Regions from separate parts of the Homo sapiens genome. Here region 2 is linked to region 1. Evidence: chromatin loops called from intact Hi-C (ENCODE). Cell type or tissue: PC-9. All regions are shown on one strand. Each heading gives the region's core, and the rest is flanking DNA. Links, peaks and the distances in the headings are about the cores only.

The links. A loop is a pair of places that touch in the nucleus more often than their neighbours do. Peaks named below come from ENCODE experiments on the same cell type or tissue, not always from the same donor. Only the 100,000 strongest peaks of a DNase experiment are listed, where the experiment ranks them.
Region 2: it touches region 1 in a loop (6-fold over the local background); 1 of 110 quality-filtered maps calls a loop at or near these places.

The regions. Positions count from the first base shown.
Region 1 is chr3:189,164,205-189,171,912 of GRCh38, forward strand. It overlaps a transcript of TPRG1 not described here. Among named protein-coding and RNA genes, the nearest start is that of TPRG1, 3.9 kb to the right of the region's middle. RefSeq lists an enhancer at 2,274-3,473. In PC-9, for the core only: no CTCF peak of the experiment used is centred there; a DNase peak (open chromatin) is centred at 3,017; H3K27ac peaks cover 902 bases.
Region 2 is chr3:189,300,590-189,308,297 of GRCh38, forward strand. All of the region lies in intron 4 of TPRG1 (tumor protein p63 regulated 1), which reads left to right. Among named protein-coding and RNA genes, the nearest start is that of TPRG1-AS2, 64 kb to the left of the region's middle. RefSeq lists an enhancer at 7,329-7,388. In PC-9, for the core only: no CTCF peak of the experiment used is centred there; DNase peaks (open chromatin) are centred at 3,192, 4,022 and 4,362; H3K4me3 peaks cover 872 bases; H3K27ac peaks cover 2,237 bases.

The DNA.
Region 1 (7,708 bases), core at 1,823-4,322:
CAGGCTGGAGTGCAGTGGTGCGATCTCCACTCACTGCAACATCCACCTTACAGGTTCAAGCGATTCTCCTGCCTTAGCCTCCTGAGCAGCTGGGACTACAGGTGCCCACCATCATGCCTGGCTAATTTTTGTATTTTTGTAGAGACGGGGTTTCACCATGTTGGCCTGGGTAGTCTTGAACTCCTGATCTTAGGTGATCCACCCGCCTCGGCCTCCCAAAGTACTGGGATTACAGGCGTGAGCCACCAAGCCTGGCCCCTACTTTTTTTCTTAAATTGGGACAATTTTTGGCTCGAAACACAGTTGTGAAAACCTAGGATACTAGCTTCTTTGTTCATTATCTACTTTTCTAGTCATTGCATTTGTTATTCTTTTTACCTCTTTTGAAAATTGAAATAAGCTAAAAAAAAAAATAAAAGCTTCCCTTTTTTTTAAAAAAAAAAGGTATCTGAAATTTCACAAAGTATGCTGGCATCACAGCATTCCATGAATATTTAATCATCATCATCAAGACAGGAGGTTGGAGAAAAAAATCAGGTTGTGATATTTGGGAACAGCAGGTGTGGGAAGGAGGGTGTTGACATCCTCTGAAAACGGATATGGCATGTTGTGTGGCAGGTTCCCTCCACAGCTCCCATGTCCCCCTGGGGTCCCAAACGTGCTTTAAGAAAACTCTGAGGAGCTGGAGCTTGTCCTCAGCCTTCATGTGGCAGAGTATCCCTGGAAATGGGGATGGGCTTTGCTGAACTCCTTTCCTTCACAAAAACCTCCACGATTTCTCTTTTCTGGGCCTTTGTACAATGTAGCTAGCTCCAGCCCCCATCTCTGTGCATTTTTACCCTTATTACTGTTGTTAAGCAAGAACCTCTTTCATGTGTAGTAAGTCAGCAAGAGTACAGATATCCAGCTATGAGGATTTGGGATGGAGGGTAATGAAACTTTGAGTTTACCTAGGAACGTTTATATCATACAGTGAGGAGCAATGTAAAAATGAAAGAATCGTGGGTCATTCATGTACAGATTACTTGCCTTCTAACCTTACCACACCCTCAACTTTGCCTGCCGCCCAGTGTTCCAGACACACAGGTTTTACTGCTGTTTCCTTACAGCAAGACTGATTCACCCTACAGGTTCTTGCCCCTGAGCTTTTGTACAGTCTATTCTGGGTTGGAGTTTTCTAAATGACTGTCACGATAGATGGAGAAACTGTAACACTCTGGTTCTCAAACTTTTATGTGCATAACAGCCATCTGGCAAGGCTTGTTGACATGGAGATTTCTAGGCCTACCCCCAGAGATTCTAATCCAGTAAATCAAGGGGCCTGGGCATGTGCATTTTTAATATGAGGTTCTCAGGCAGGTGTCCAGGGACCTGCGCATCAAATGCTGTCTTCGGGGTGAGAGGCTCTTTCTGGACACTAAAGGCTGCCCTGGCATGAAGATCCAGGCTGATACTGGAGTCATAAGCCCTGGACTCTGGGCCTGTCTTTGATTCAGGCTGCTCACTGCACTGGGGGTGGGACTATTATTTGTGTGACAGTGGAGTAAGTTTTTCCCCTGTGGACCCCAAAGATGCAGAAAGGGGGAAAGAATCCAAAATTACTGCCAAGAGGTGGAAACTGCTCACCGTGTGATTCAGGTGGCCATTGAGTGTTGCCAATATGGAAAATCTCTTAGGCTACAGGAACAGAGGCAGGGCTGTAACTGGTCAGGGACTAAGACAGACAAAAGGAAGATTCCCTCCCTCTCCCCAGGTGATTTGGGCTCTCTGGAAACCCAGAGAGCAGTCGCAGTTCAAAAGAAATCATCAAATGTCAAGACAGAATCACTGAGTAGAGTCCCCAACAACATAATAAAGATGAAAATTAAACATAAACTTCTTGGCTAAGCATTCCAGACCCTCAATAACATGGCCTTGGCCTTAGAGGCCACCATTTCCCTTTAAACTTCAGACATTCCAAGAGAACAGAGCATTCAGTGTCTTCAAATGGGAATTCAAGGGACTGTGTTGATAGATGAGTGCCATAGGATCTTCCTCTCTGGTTCAACTCCTATGGTCCAAACTCAAGTTTTTGAATTGAACTGTTTTGTTGTTTTCATTACGTTGCCATGCCAACTTAGGTTCTAGAGTGTAATCTTACTTTAAAAATCAATCCTTAAGTGGGGACACTGACATGGAGGTGATAACAGTTTGATACTTAGTAGCATAGAATGACAACCTAGAAGAGACCTCACTTTGAGCACGTCCAAACTGCTTTAATTTGCTGACAAGGAAGCCAAAGGATACCGAGGGAAACTTGCATAAGGGTATACTTGACCGAGCACACCCAGGGAGTTAGTCAACTAGGGAAGTAACTCTCCATGCCTACAGAGAAATGCATAATACCTTTTATCCTAACTAGTATCCCTGATACTTTCCTTGGTGTCTCAGCGTTTCAAAAGCCTATCTTATTTGCATTGTAATTTATCACTAGCTCTTCGTTTGTGTGTTTAAATTTTGTCAAGGTTCTTCTTCCTTCTTTAATTTCTTCCCTGATGAGACATGTAAAATGCCTCAAGCTGTTAGGAGAAGAACTTTAGGTAGGAAGAAAAAAATAATCCAATGGTAATAGTTTCATCTTACTGAGGTTTTTAAAGATCAGGGTCATTTTCAATTTAATTCGACCATATATTGGGTATCCGAGTCTGCCGGTGACTGAACTGGGGGTGGGACTCTTATTTGTGTGACAGAGGAGTAACTTCTTCCCCTGTGGACCCCAAAGATGCAGAAACGGGGAGATAATCCAAAATTAATGCCAAGAAGAGGTGGGAGCTGCTCACAGTGTGAACTGGCCTCAGCCCATTCTCTAATAGAAGCGGTGTTTTTTTCTCTGATGAAGGTGGGCTGTGGTGGTTGCCTGAGTCGGCTGTGAGATTCCATCTAGCTCTTGACATTGAGAGGTGACTGGATGGTTTCCACATCCACTCCAGCGTAACCCACACTTCCTCCTGAGCCCTGTGAACAGGGAGGAGCCCAGGTGCTTAGCAGGAATGGTGAGCCACACCCCAGGTATGAGTCAGACCTCCCATCCAGCAAGATGGGGAAGGGTGATGGGGTGGAGACTGTGGCAAGTTTCACATTCTCCCGCCTTGTCTTTTCTTTGATTTATATTTGTAAGGAAGGGCATTTCAAAGTGAAGCTCTGCCTTATGGGGAGCCCTTCTCCCTGCCATGAATGGCTGGCAAAGTACACCCTTGTTTTCCTTTTCCTGGTTCTTTCTTAGTTCTCTGTTGCTTTGGGGGAGTGCAAGTGTAAGAGTAGGGGCAGGACTGGTTTGTGAGGCCAAGTGCAAAGTGAAAATCCAGCCTCCTTGTTCAAGAACTATTAAGAATTTCAACATGACAACAGCAGAACAAAACCAAGCACAAGGCCCTTCTACCTGCAGGCCTGTGTAACTGCACGAGTTGCATGCCCATGAAGCCATTCTTGGTTGGGGTGGATCAGAAAGTCAGGTGAGGATCTGGAGTGGAGGACCCTCACTGGGTCTCAAACCAAAGCTAAAAACATACAAGAATTCTTCCCCATCTGTAATGAGTGTGAAAAATGGTGCAACATTAGCAGATTGGTATCCAGAGAGTCTCGAAGTATTGCACTTACTTCGAGATTCTGTGGCTGTCAAGAGCAGACCTTATTTTGCAAAGGAGAAAGAGAGGCCAAGATAGAAGAGACGATCCTCTGAAGGTCACATTGCTTGTTAGTGGCAGAATGGGAACTAAATCTTAGGCTTTCTAACTTCCATGCCAGTGCCCTTTTTAGCCCTCAGTGAACCTGTGCGACAATGAAATTGTTCTCTTTCATTGCGGATAAAATTGGAACTTGGAAATAAGAGTGAGATGCAGGGAAGGAAATGAGATCAATGATAAATGAATGGAGAAAACAAAACAGTTTAGGAAGCCAAAGCAGTTTGTCTGAGTCCTATCTGATACACAACATACAGCAAAGCAGACAAATGTGTATGTGGCAAAACAAAACTGGAGGAAGCAGATATTTTCAAATAAAATATGCATATTTCCAACCAGCCTTGAGCTCATCTGATAAGGGACAGATTGTCCGGAGTAAATAGAGAGAGAAAAAAAGATGCTTTGGGCTGAATTTAGTCCCTTGTCAAAAGCAGAAGGGGCTTTTTGTTTCTCCTTCTCTGAAATGTCACCTCTCTAGCTGTGAGGCCTTGTAGGGCTGTGAAGGAAAACAGAGTAGTTTGTATATTCATTCGTTTACTCATCCACCCATCCGTCAAAGTAGGTATCTTTTGAGTACCTACTATTGGCATTGTACTGTGCTAGATTCTAAAAAGAATGTCTTGTTTAAGACATGGTCCTTATCTTTAAAGAGGGTAGACAGATGCATATTGGGGAAGAAAACTAACTATAAGAGGGCGGTACTAGTGACGTGTGTGGTGTACTATTGGAACGCAAGAGAAGGGGAAATTCATATTGCTTAGTACCTGTTCACTTCAAAAGCTGCTGCCAGTATCTGTTCATTGTCATTGAACTCCTCTTTCCCAAAAGACTCCTGGGACAAGGGGTGTATCTGGGGAGTTGGGATATGGGATTCTTGTAGACAGTACCTATTTACCCCCAGTGATGCATGTTTATTTACCAATTTTTATCTGCATGATCCACTATGAGGGAGACCTGGACATGAGGTGATTCTGGTTCATACCTGACCAGGATCCATGCCACCTGTACTTCCTCCTGCCCATCTGCTGCCCCAGGCAGTGTGTAAGAGAACAGCCCTGCTGAGTCCAGGGAGGAGACTAGCTTGTGTGATCATCAGGATGTCACTCCATCCCCATTTGAAAAATGGCAGAAGAGGGGTTCTAACATACCAGTGTTTCCTAACCTAAATAAGTAACAACATACGTTATTTCTCATAGACACTAGAGCTGAATGAGAAGAGGAAGAACAATAATTTGTAAAAGCTATTATTATTATTATTTGAGATGGAGTCTCACTCTGGTGCCCAGGCTGGAGTGCAGTGGAGCGATCTTGGCTCACTGCAACCTCCGCCTCCTGGGCTTAAGCGATTCTCCTGCCTCAGCCTCCCATGTAGCTGGGATTACAGGGGCCCGCCACTGCGCCCGGCTAATTTTTGTATTTTTAGTAGAGACAGGGTTTCACCATGTTGGCCACGCTGGTCTTGAACTCCTGACCTCAGATGATCCGCTCACCTCGGCCTCCCAAAGTGCTGGGATTACAGGCATGAGCCACCAGGCCCGGCCTGTAAAGGTTATTATAGAAGAGAGAGAAGAGACAGGACACAGAGAGAAATGATCTCTGAAGGCCAATCTGGTAAAAATTATTCTGTGCTTCCCTGCTCCTTGGCTGTTGAGCATGTCCTCTACTGGGAGATCTGTACATAGCCTTTGCTATGCCTGGAAATACAGACATGAAGTGAATTCTTATATATAGCCATATGTTCTGTCATAGTATTGCTTCACATTCATACCAATACTTTGAATTTTACAAAGCTCTTATCACCTCCAGGAGCTCATTTTCTCCCTCAACAGCCCAGGGAGGTTGGTGGGATCTGTACTGTAACTCCCATTGCACGGAAGAGGCAATCAAGGCTTGGGGAAAACTAAGCTACTTGCCTCTGATCCCAGTGAGCAGCTGAGCAGGGACCAGAGCTGAGGTTTTCCGTGTGGCATTACTCCTACTGCTTGTGCCCCTCCTGGATGTATTATGTTACTGCAGGCTGCAGTATGGCGGAGCTCAGCATGAGCTGGGAGGAGTGTTCAGTGGCCGCTGGAAACCTAACGATAATTAGATGGATGCCGTGTGAACAATTGATGTCTTTTCACAGAGTTTCTTGCCCTTTAAAATAGCATACTTCAAACAGCAGTGCATTGCTTAGTCCTTCTCTTAAGAGACCAGGCTGGGATCCAGCATGTCTCCACTCCTCCTGCCTTTTGTGCCCCCACCCTGAGCTGTCATAAAGACATTTGGAGCTGAGTGGGAACGGTATTTGCCTCGCAATTATTTCTAATTGCCCTGTAGTTTTGTGGCGTCTAAGTGGTGTGACCTAGATACCGGTTCTGTAAAACTCTCTTTTCAGCCTGGGGTCTGTATTAGGGAGGGGGCATAAATCAGTTTGATCAGGTAACTGTGGCTGAGTCCATCTCACCAATAACATTTATACCCAACTCTACCATCTGTGCTTGTTGAAATCCTGGCTCTTCTTAACAGCCCGGATCTAATGCCGCCTCCACCGCTGTGCAGCCTTCCTGGAGTTGCTCCCTCCTCTGGATTACCATAGTACTTGTTAGGATCCTGTCTGTGGTGCTCATCATCTTCTATATCGTGCAATGCTAATTCACTTACAAATTTTATCTTCTTGAGCTCCTTATGCCAGAGAATGTGTTTGGTTCCTTTTCATATCCTTGTCTATGTGGATAACTGAGAAAGCTCAAGGTAGTTGCTCAGTTAACTACTGTTGAGTTAGTATACATGACGTCCTCGACACGGTGGAAGCAGGTAAAAGGACTGTTTATTCATTGTGACCTCTCCTGAGTGGCGAGTTGCCAGTTTGCACTTCATTTCCTGTGGAATCGCTTCATGACCTCAGTATTCCTGGAACTTTAAACAACATTTTTTGAAGGGTGAATATTAGTTATTTTTCTTTTAAAAGAATGGAATTCAACCAATTTACTTTGTCAGCGCACACCCGTTCCTCCAGCCATCAAACAAATACAATCTGATTTGGCCAGAGTCTGCTGAATGAAGTAGAGAATTTAGGATAGAAGATTGAAATTCAATCATACACATAACAGCATTTTGTTTTCTGTGCTCTCCTTTCTTTCAGCAATCCACCTACTTGTGCAGTTCATACTTTATTTTATACCAACTCTGTATGTAGAACACACTTGCTTAGGTTTCAGAATGTGTTCATTAAGATTCTATTTCATTTTTTTAGCACCGTTGCTATGTCAAATCTTATCCTAGGTTTATTCTCATATGCTTCCTTTCAAGTTCTATCTGCATTTCTGAAGGAGAAATGATACTCTCAACTTACAGATGACCAAAATTAAAAAACCTCAGAAAGATAGATTATGACTTGCTATAGGCTGCAAAGCCATTAAATGACAGATCAGGATTCACTAAATAGATATTAATGGATCATCATTAATTCAATGTGTATTTATTTATTACCTACTATCTGCTGGGTGTTTTGAGGAGTATATGAGAGAATAAGATGTAGCATTGCCCTCAAGGGGCCCCCCATCTAGGGAGGGGGATACACACTTACATAGAGACAATATCATGTGGCACATTTCCTAATAGGAATACTGACCAGAGATTGTGTGTACATGTGTTTGTTTTCAGAGATACACTGCTCTACATGTCTTCTACATTTTTGACAAGAGTGGTAGTGATGCTTAAAATCACAAATATCCAATAAATCAAGCCATCATAAAGAATATTAATGATAGGAGTGTAGGCCTCAGGCTTAAGCTTAATTATAACTACTTGGAGGCATACAGAAGCCATGGAGGAATGGATGATAGGCTGCTCCTGCTCCCTCAGCTGGATGTGTATTAGAGGGAGTTGGCAGAAAAATGCAGGACTTCTTGAGGGAGAGGACAGGAGGTAAAGGTGTGTCATTGCAGAACAAGAAAGGCCCCACCCACAAACCCAATTCTCTGCCTCTGACGGGTTGAGTTCCACCC
Region 2 (7,708 bases), core at 2,477-4,976, 140 kb after region 1:
TAAGATTTTACTCTTCCTCTTGCCAGATTTGCTTTGCTGTTTGTAGGAAGAAGAACCAGAGCTAGACCAGATAAGCTCCAGATCCCTGCATCTGGCTTTTCACTTCCATCACTGAAGACATATTCCTGGTCCAGACCTAGAATCTGAGCACTGTTGGGAGTAGGCAACTTCTGCCAGCAATGCCAATAAATGTCCCCTTTGTTAACCAGCCCTCAGATATCCTCAATATTCCTACTTTACTAGTAGAGCTCATGGCTCTTGACCGGAAATCCAGGTCAGAGTTCTATCTCTGGGTCAGAAATATCTGGTTGTAAATCCTGGCTCTCACTAGTTCTGTGCCTTTAGAATTTTCATAATTCCTTTCTAATTTTCAGGTATCAACAATTTATGAAGAACAATGAGATAATGGATGATAAAATGTTTGTGTGCTGGGCACGGTGGCTCATGCCTGTAATCCCAGCACTTTGGGAGGCTGAGGCAGGCGGATCATGAGGTTGGGAGATCGAGACTATCCTGGCTAACACAGTGAAACCCTGTCTCTACTAAAAATACAAAAAAAATTAGCCAGACGTGGTGTCACACGCCTGTAGTCCCAGCTACTCAAGAGGCTGAGGCAGGAGAATCACTTGAACCTGGGAGGGAGAGGTTGCAGTGAGCCAAGATCCTGCCACTGCACTCCAGCCTGGGTGACAGAGTGAGACTCCATCTCAAAAAAAAAAAAAAAAAAAAAAAAAAAAGTTTGTGTTCTGTAAGACACTTTCCAGCTAGCAAATATTGAATGCCTAGTAGGCACTGTTAGAGGCTTCACATTTTAAATTACATTTAACACTTTATAGTATGTTTTTGAGAAAAATACAACTAATTCCACTTAACAGAAAATTAAGGTGCAGCAAGATTGGTAAACCTGCTACTCAGTGAAGTGGCAACCATCATTGAATCTGTTGAAGATAAAGGTTATATTTCATATAATGTTTTCCTCCATTTTTTTTCTTCTTCTGCCATTATCACCATTACCACCCAATCTTTGATTTTATCCTCTTTTGTGTTTGCCTCTAGTCTTCTTAATGACACCCAGCAGGAGGCTGACAGATAGCAAGGCCCAGCCCCACTCTTGGCCTGGAGACCAAGGAGGGCATCCAGCTTAGCCACGGGTTCCATTCACCTCTGAACACACTATGCCTCTTCGTTCTCTAGTTTTGCATCTGGCAATTAGAGACAAATTTTTTCAGTTAATTAAACCACACCCTACTGACTCCTCAGTGACTCCTCACTAGCTTCCATGTTAGGATTAGACTGCTCTGGACCATGCACTTTTCTGTTTAATCACAGCACCCTCCCCTGCAACCTCTACCAATTTCTGTAGATTTCTTCTGGACTGTCTGACTTCACCCTGCTTGCTCACATGTAGCTCAACTGGACATAAATACAGTCACCACAAATATACAAATTATGGCACATAGCACACATACAATTTTTCTTATGTGGATCTTTGTTCTTATGATTTCCTGTCTTCAAAGTACTTAATGCTATTTTCTCATCAAAAGCCTTATATCCATCAAACCCCAGCTAAAAGGCCCCATAGTTATAAAATCATTAGGCTGCTCTGAGTTTATGGAAGGCTTGTTTTATATCTTTCGAGGTCCTTGCATGCACTTGGTACAAAGTCAAAGATCAGTAAAGACGTATTGAATGAATGAAGCCTTTTTTGATACCTTTAACTATGAGAGATTGTTCCTTCTTCTGAATCCTCATCACAATTGTATCCGGAGCAATTTCCCTGGACTTCATGGAGGATTTCTATGAAGGATTTACTTAAAATGTTCCCACTTAAATTAATTATTCATTATTGAGGGAGTTATACCCTAAAAGGTTTGAAGGATGGATCAGGGTGTGAGGCTCCGTGTACAGAATATGACAATGCCAGTGTCTGCCGAAGTATGACTCTAGCAATGACAACATTTCATGTCATCCTCATCAGTGGAAAGAAAGTTATCACTTTTAATCCTAGGATGACATTTGTTTCTTTCTGACAGACATGGACTCCAAATAGGCCATTTAGATGCTCACAACTTAAAGTAGCATCCAGTTTCTTCTCCTTTGTTCGAAAGTTATTTATTGTCAACTTCATTGGATTAGCTTTCCATTTAAATGGCATCTGAGAAAACACAGCTTTTTCTAATAACTTGTTGCATTTTCCTTAGAATAAATGGCCTGAGAAAGAGGGTATTTTTATCATTTGCCCATCACCCCAATAACAGTATGTTCCTAGTTTCCCTGTCAATAGAAGTTTCGAAAAAACAAATTAGAAAAAGAGCAGCTAAAGTCAGGAATGTTGATAGCAGCAAGAAATGGCAGCCTGATGGTGATGGAGGAGACAGCTGACATAAGAACCAATAAACTTAGCAGTCAAGAATCTTTTAGAGCTTTAGGCAAATAGTCTGACTCTTCATATACAACAGCTGGCTTTCATAAAGGGAAGCAGTATAGGAAAGTATTATAAGGGTTTTGAGTATTAATTTGGGTAACATTTAGATTTCAGTCTATATTTGGTGAATTTAAGGAGCCAAGGACACAGGACATAAATGATGAATAATAACTCCCTTCTAGGTCTTAAAATCTGGGTGTTTTTTTGGATAACTTTATTAAGTAATTAAAAATAGCTATTTTTAATATAAGAAAATAAGTATGTAAGTTTGAGAATGACTTTCATCCAAATTAATTCACTGAGGAAAAATACTTCTCTGTGTTATTTAAGTGAAACCCAAAGGTTGGTAATCCTCTGCTCTGATGGGTCAAACACGTTAGGTTTGTGTAGAGTTAGAGTGTCCTCTAGACACTATCCAATCCAGTGCCTTCTTTATTTTATAAGGAGGGAATTGGCACATCAAGAAAAGTGCCCAGTCTAAACCACAAAGAAAGTGACTATAAATGCAAGGATTTGAACCACATTTTTTTTTGACTACCAGTCCAGGGAGCTTACTACCATAACATGTAACACTCTAAAAATGGAATAATATGACATTCAAATTGACAGGCATCCTAACTTGGTCTGTAAACTCATTCATTCACCTTCATTAAACAAAAATTCATTAAGTGGTTTCTATGTACCTGGCACTGTAAGCAGCCATGTTTATTTCAGCATAAATATTTACTGCACAAACACACATATATTCCAACATTGTGAGTCATGAAATCTTAGGTTGGACCTTTGGTTTGGAAACTTTGTCTTCCTCTCTTCAGCCATGAACATGACCACCTCTAGGACAAGCACATTTAAAGTTTCCCAAGCAGATAAACATCTCTTTTAAGGACTTTCAGTTTGGGAGATTCCGTGACCATTTTTGGTAACCCTTTTTATAATTATTCACTCTCACTTGATCTAAATTCTGCTCTTGATTTAACCTCAAGTCTTTTCTTCTGCAGGTTAAGATCACTTTTTTTCACCTTTTAGGAGAGGAATGTTCAGGTCTTAGTATCCTTCTGAGAATTTCTCATATTCATTAAGTTATCCCTTGGGTTAACTCTTGTTTTTTTTTTTTTTTGTCTAACCAGCATAACACAAATTATTCTGGTCTTTCAGCATAGATCTTAATTTATTGGGGGTAGAAAAGGATCTTACAAATGATCTAGTTTTAACTACCTGATATTACAGATGGATCCCCGGAGCCCGGAGAAGTAAAAGGTTCAAGTTACCCAGTTGAATAGTGGCAGATCCATCTTTTGAACCCAGGCCTTCTAATTCTCACTCAAGGTTTTTACAATGACACCACAATGCCCCTGAATCTTTTTTTGATGAACATTGCCGATCTGCTTTATTTATTACTTACCTCTGCCTCAAGTAATATAACCCATACAATTTCTTGGTTACCCTTGCCAGTAAGTGGTTAATCTCACTGAGCTAAAGGCCCTGGAAACTTCTGGGAGGGAGCCAGGTGAGCAAAGAGAGCAGATAAAGGCAGCACCTGCCGATGGGTTTGGAACAGCCTGGGGACATGGAGAGAATGTAAACACATTCTGCAAATCTTATTGTCTGACTCTGTGCCAGCGTCTTTTGGGTTCTTGTCATGGAAAATATTTCCTCTGAGGTCATTCAATGAGCAAAGGAGCATTGAATACCCTCCAGGGTGCCAACTCTGTCCCTGCTTTTGTCCAGATTAAATAAGCAAGAGACTAACATTTCATGGGCCTAGAAGTCTGCCTTTCAACAATACTTGCTCTAAGGTAGGGGGAAAGGAGACATTAAGAAAATAGATCATGTTGTTCTGAGTTGCTCTCTCCCCATCGCCCGCCCGCCTCCTCCCACTCACAGCCTCCCTCTGTTTGCTCACCCATACTTACAAGCACACGCCCTGCGTTTAGAGCAAGAGTTAATGTCTGTGCTTCCTCATAAATCTCGGTTTGGTGCCTCGAGCTATGTTTTTAATTCTGTGGTGGAGCTTTGAGATTTGAGATGAGTAGAAAGGAGGGGCAGCTGATGGAGGTAATAATGAAAGCTGCCATCTTTCCTTCTAGGGAGCTAGGTGTCCTCATTCAGTTTTGCTAACAGGTAGGTTAGTGCCTTAACAGAGACTCTTTGGAGGCCAGGGTAGAAGGAGAGTGAGAAGTCCAGGGAGAGGAAGCCAGCTATGTTGCCCTATGCAAGAGGACCTGTGGCTTCTCTCTGAAGAAAGAAGAATGCACGGAATGAGTATATTAACTCAGACTGAGGACTGACTGGCATATTTTCTAGCTCAGCTAAAAACAACTTGGAGGAGAGGAGTCTTTCCTGTCAAAAATAATTTATTCTCTTACAAAGTTGGTTATCAAAGAATGTGTTTCCTTCTTCCAACCTGTAGCTGCTTTTTGTGTTGTTAAGCCATATTTGTTTTTCATGACTGTGTGCTTTGCCACTAGTATGAGCAGTTTCTACTGTATAAAACTCACCCCTTCAGCATGTCTTTGCTTTTTTTGTGTGTAGAAAGCAAAACTTCTATTGGTCTGCTATGATGATTTAAAGTAGTAATTGCTCTGGTCTTCTATCCTGCCAACAACGGTGTTTGAGTAGAACTCTGAATCTGAGTCACTGAGTGAAACATGTAATTAACATGACTAAAGTAAGAACTGTGATCTTTGAAAACTCTAGTCTCAGTTACATATCTATAAAATCAAAGAATTGGAAACTGACCTCTCCAAAAGGCCTTCCAACTCAGATAGTTTAGGATCCTAAACATCCATGACTATTACAAACCTTCTTCCACCAAGTCCTTATGGGACCCTTCCCCTGCCTCTGCCTCTTTCTGGGAGGCTTTGGAACTTACTAGAAGTAAAGAGTACATTGTCCTTCTTACTTCCACTACTGTGGGAATGGAGGCCAGATCCAGCTGTTTTCCTTGAGGATAGAAAGTGGGAATAATTGAAATAAGTGATCCTCTATTTCTGAAATGAGACTTGCAAGTTTCTATTTGTGCTTTTTGAGGTCTGGGAACAAATTGATAGTAAAATCGGCTCATAGATTGTCAGATCATGGGCTTACAGAGTTCAGGCACTGAGTCTTATTCCTTTCTCTATACCCTGCATAGAGAATGTGCTAAGAAAATGGTGGAATTGAAAATGGAGAACTTTGGAATGTTTTAGAGGATCAGCTCTGAGGTGATTTAAAAGATTACTTTTAACCCATCAGAAAATATAATTAAGAAGTTAGGCTTATTCAGACTGAAGAAAAGAGAATTGAAGAGCTTATTTAAGCTATCTGAATGGAAGTTTTTCTGATGGATTTAGATTCAAGTAGAAATCTTACATATGAAAACATTGATGGAAAGCAGAAGCTGACACATAAGAAGCATCCTTGGACCCGGATACAGGTGGAAGAAGAGGTATCAATAGGTGAAGACAAGCATAAAACATCCCAATACTTCCTCTGTGCTAGAGATTTGCTTCTCTGGTTTTGTTTATGTCCAGTGATTCTGGTGTTTTTCCTTTCCCTGCCCCTTTTTTAAAATTACATTTCACTAGTGGTTCTTGACTTGATGATCTGATTAAGTCTGGTGATATTCTTTAACTTATTTCCTGTAACTACATCTATGTCTTCAAAAGTAGCTCAAAATTACTATATGGGTTAAATAAAATAAAAAATATAAGATCTCTAACAGTACAGAGTGGGTAGTATGGTTCATAGTAGACACTCAATATATGCTGGTGGGACAGTGCCTTACAGAAACAAAACTTTTTATCATCCGTTATCCTCCTGTTTTTCACAAAATTATTGTGACCTACAGATCAGAAAGGTGGTGTGAAATGCCCAAAGACACAAGCTAGTGAAAGTCATGATTTATACCGAGTATAATTTCAGAAAGAAAACTTCCAAATATTTATTTGCTTGATAATTTGATGTTGGCAACCTTTACTTAGGACTTTAATTAACCCATCATAGCAGCTCAGTGAGAAAGACCCAGTCTTCTTCTTCTTTTTGTTTGAGACAGAGTCTCGCTCTGTTGCCCAGGCTGAAGTGCAGTGGCATGATCTTGGCTCACTGCTACCACTGCCTCCTGGGTTCAAGTGATTCTCCTGCCTTGGCCTCCCAAGTAGTTGGGATTACAGGCTCCCACCACCACACCCGGCTAATTTTTGTATTTTTAGTAGAGATGGGAGTCTCACCAAGTTGACCAGGCTGGTCTCAAACTCCTGACCTCAGGTGATCCACCCACCTCAGCCTTCCAAAGTGCTGGGATTACAGGCGTGAGTCACCGCACCTGGCCAAAGACCCAATCTTCTCACCCTGACAACTTAACTTGTTTGTAATTGTCTCCTTCACATCCAGTGCTTCCTTATTTTCCTATAGTCTCAAAATTGCTCATATTGAGTATATTTAAGAATGCATAGTTTGTTTTGAGACAGAGGTTTTCTTCTGATAACTGACTGGGATCCGTAGGCAGGCTTTTTTCACCCATGAATGATGACAGCCTCCTCAGAGCAATTCTTTTAACTTTGTGTCTATTGGAAATAAGGCTATGTTATGCAATAGCAGGGCTTTAGCTTTGAATATATTTTGTAGCCTTAGCCCAGAATGGTGAAAAGACCCCTGAATGAGGTCTCAGGAAACCAGGACTCTTGCCAGTTCATCCCTGTCTTGTAGTGATGCTTTGGGAAAATTCTGGTACTTTCTGAGTCTCAGTTTTTTCCATCCACAGAAAGGAAGCACTGGGCTATAGCTTCCAAGAGCCCTTCTAGCTCTGACATTCTACAGTTTATAAACCTTATCTGCATTTCCACTGAGAAATAGCTGATTTGTGCTTTTCCATGTTTGTAAAATGTTGTGGTAGGTCCTGAAAGCCTCTTGGAATGATAGGATAGTACTTGCTGTGACCTTTGCAGTAGAGGACTTGTTCTGCTCAGTGGGGCTAATTAGATGCTTCTGAACTAGAGAATTCATACCCCAAGACTGCTTATGGATGTTGTATGTCTGCAACCAGATGATCGTTACTGGCATCATGACCACCTACACTATTCACACAGCATGACTGAGGTCATGGAATGTCTCGATATAGAGATTCTAAAGAACAGATGAGGAAGTCCTGTTTTTTTCTAAATATGGGAAGACATATTCAGAAGATTCAGAAAGAGAAATGATTCAGATTCAGAAAGAGAAATAAGCTTGCCCATAGTCACGCAATGTTAAGTGTCAAAACCGAGACTGTATCACAGGACTCCCGGACATCCAGCTCACTGCACT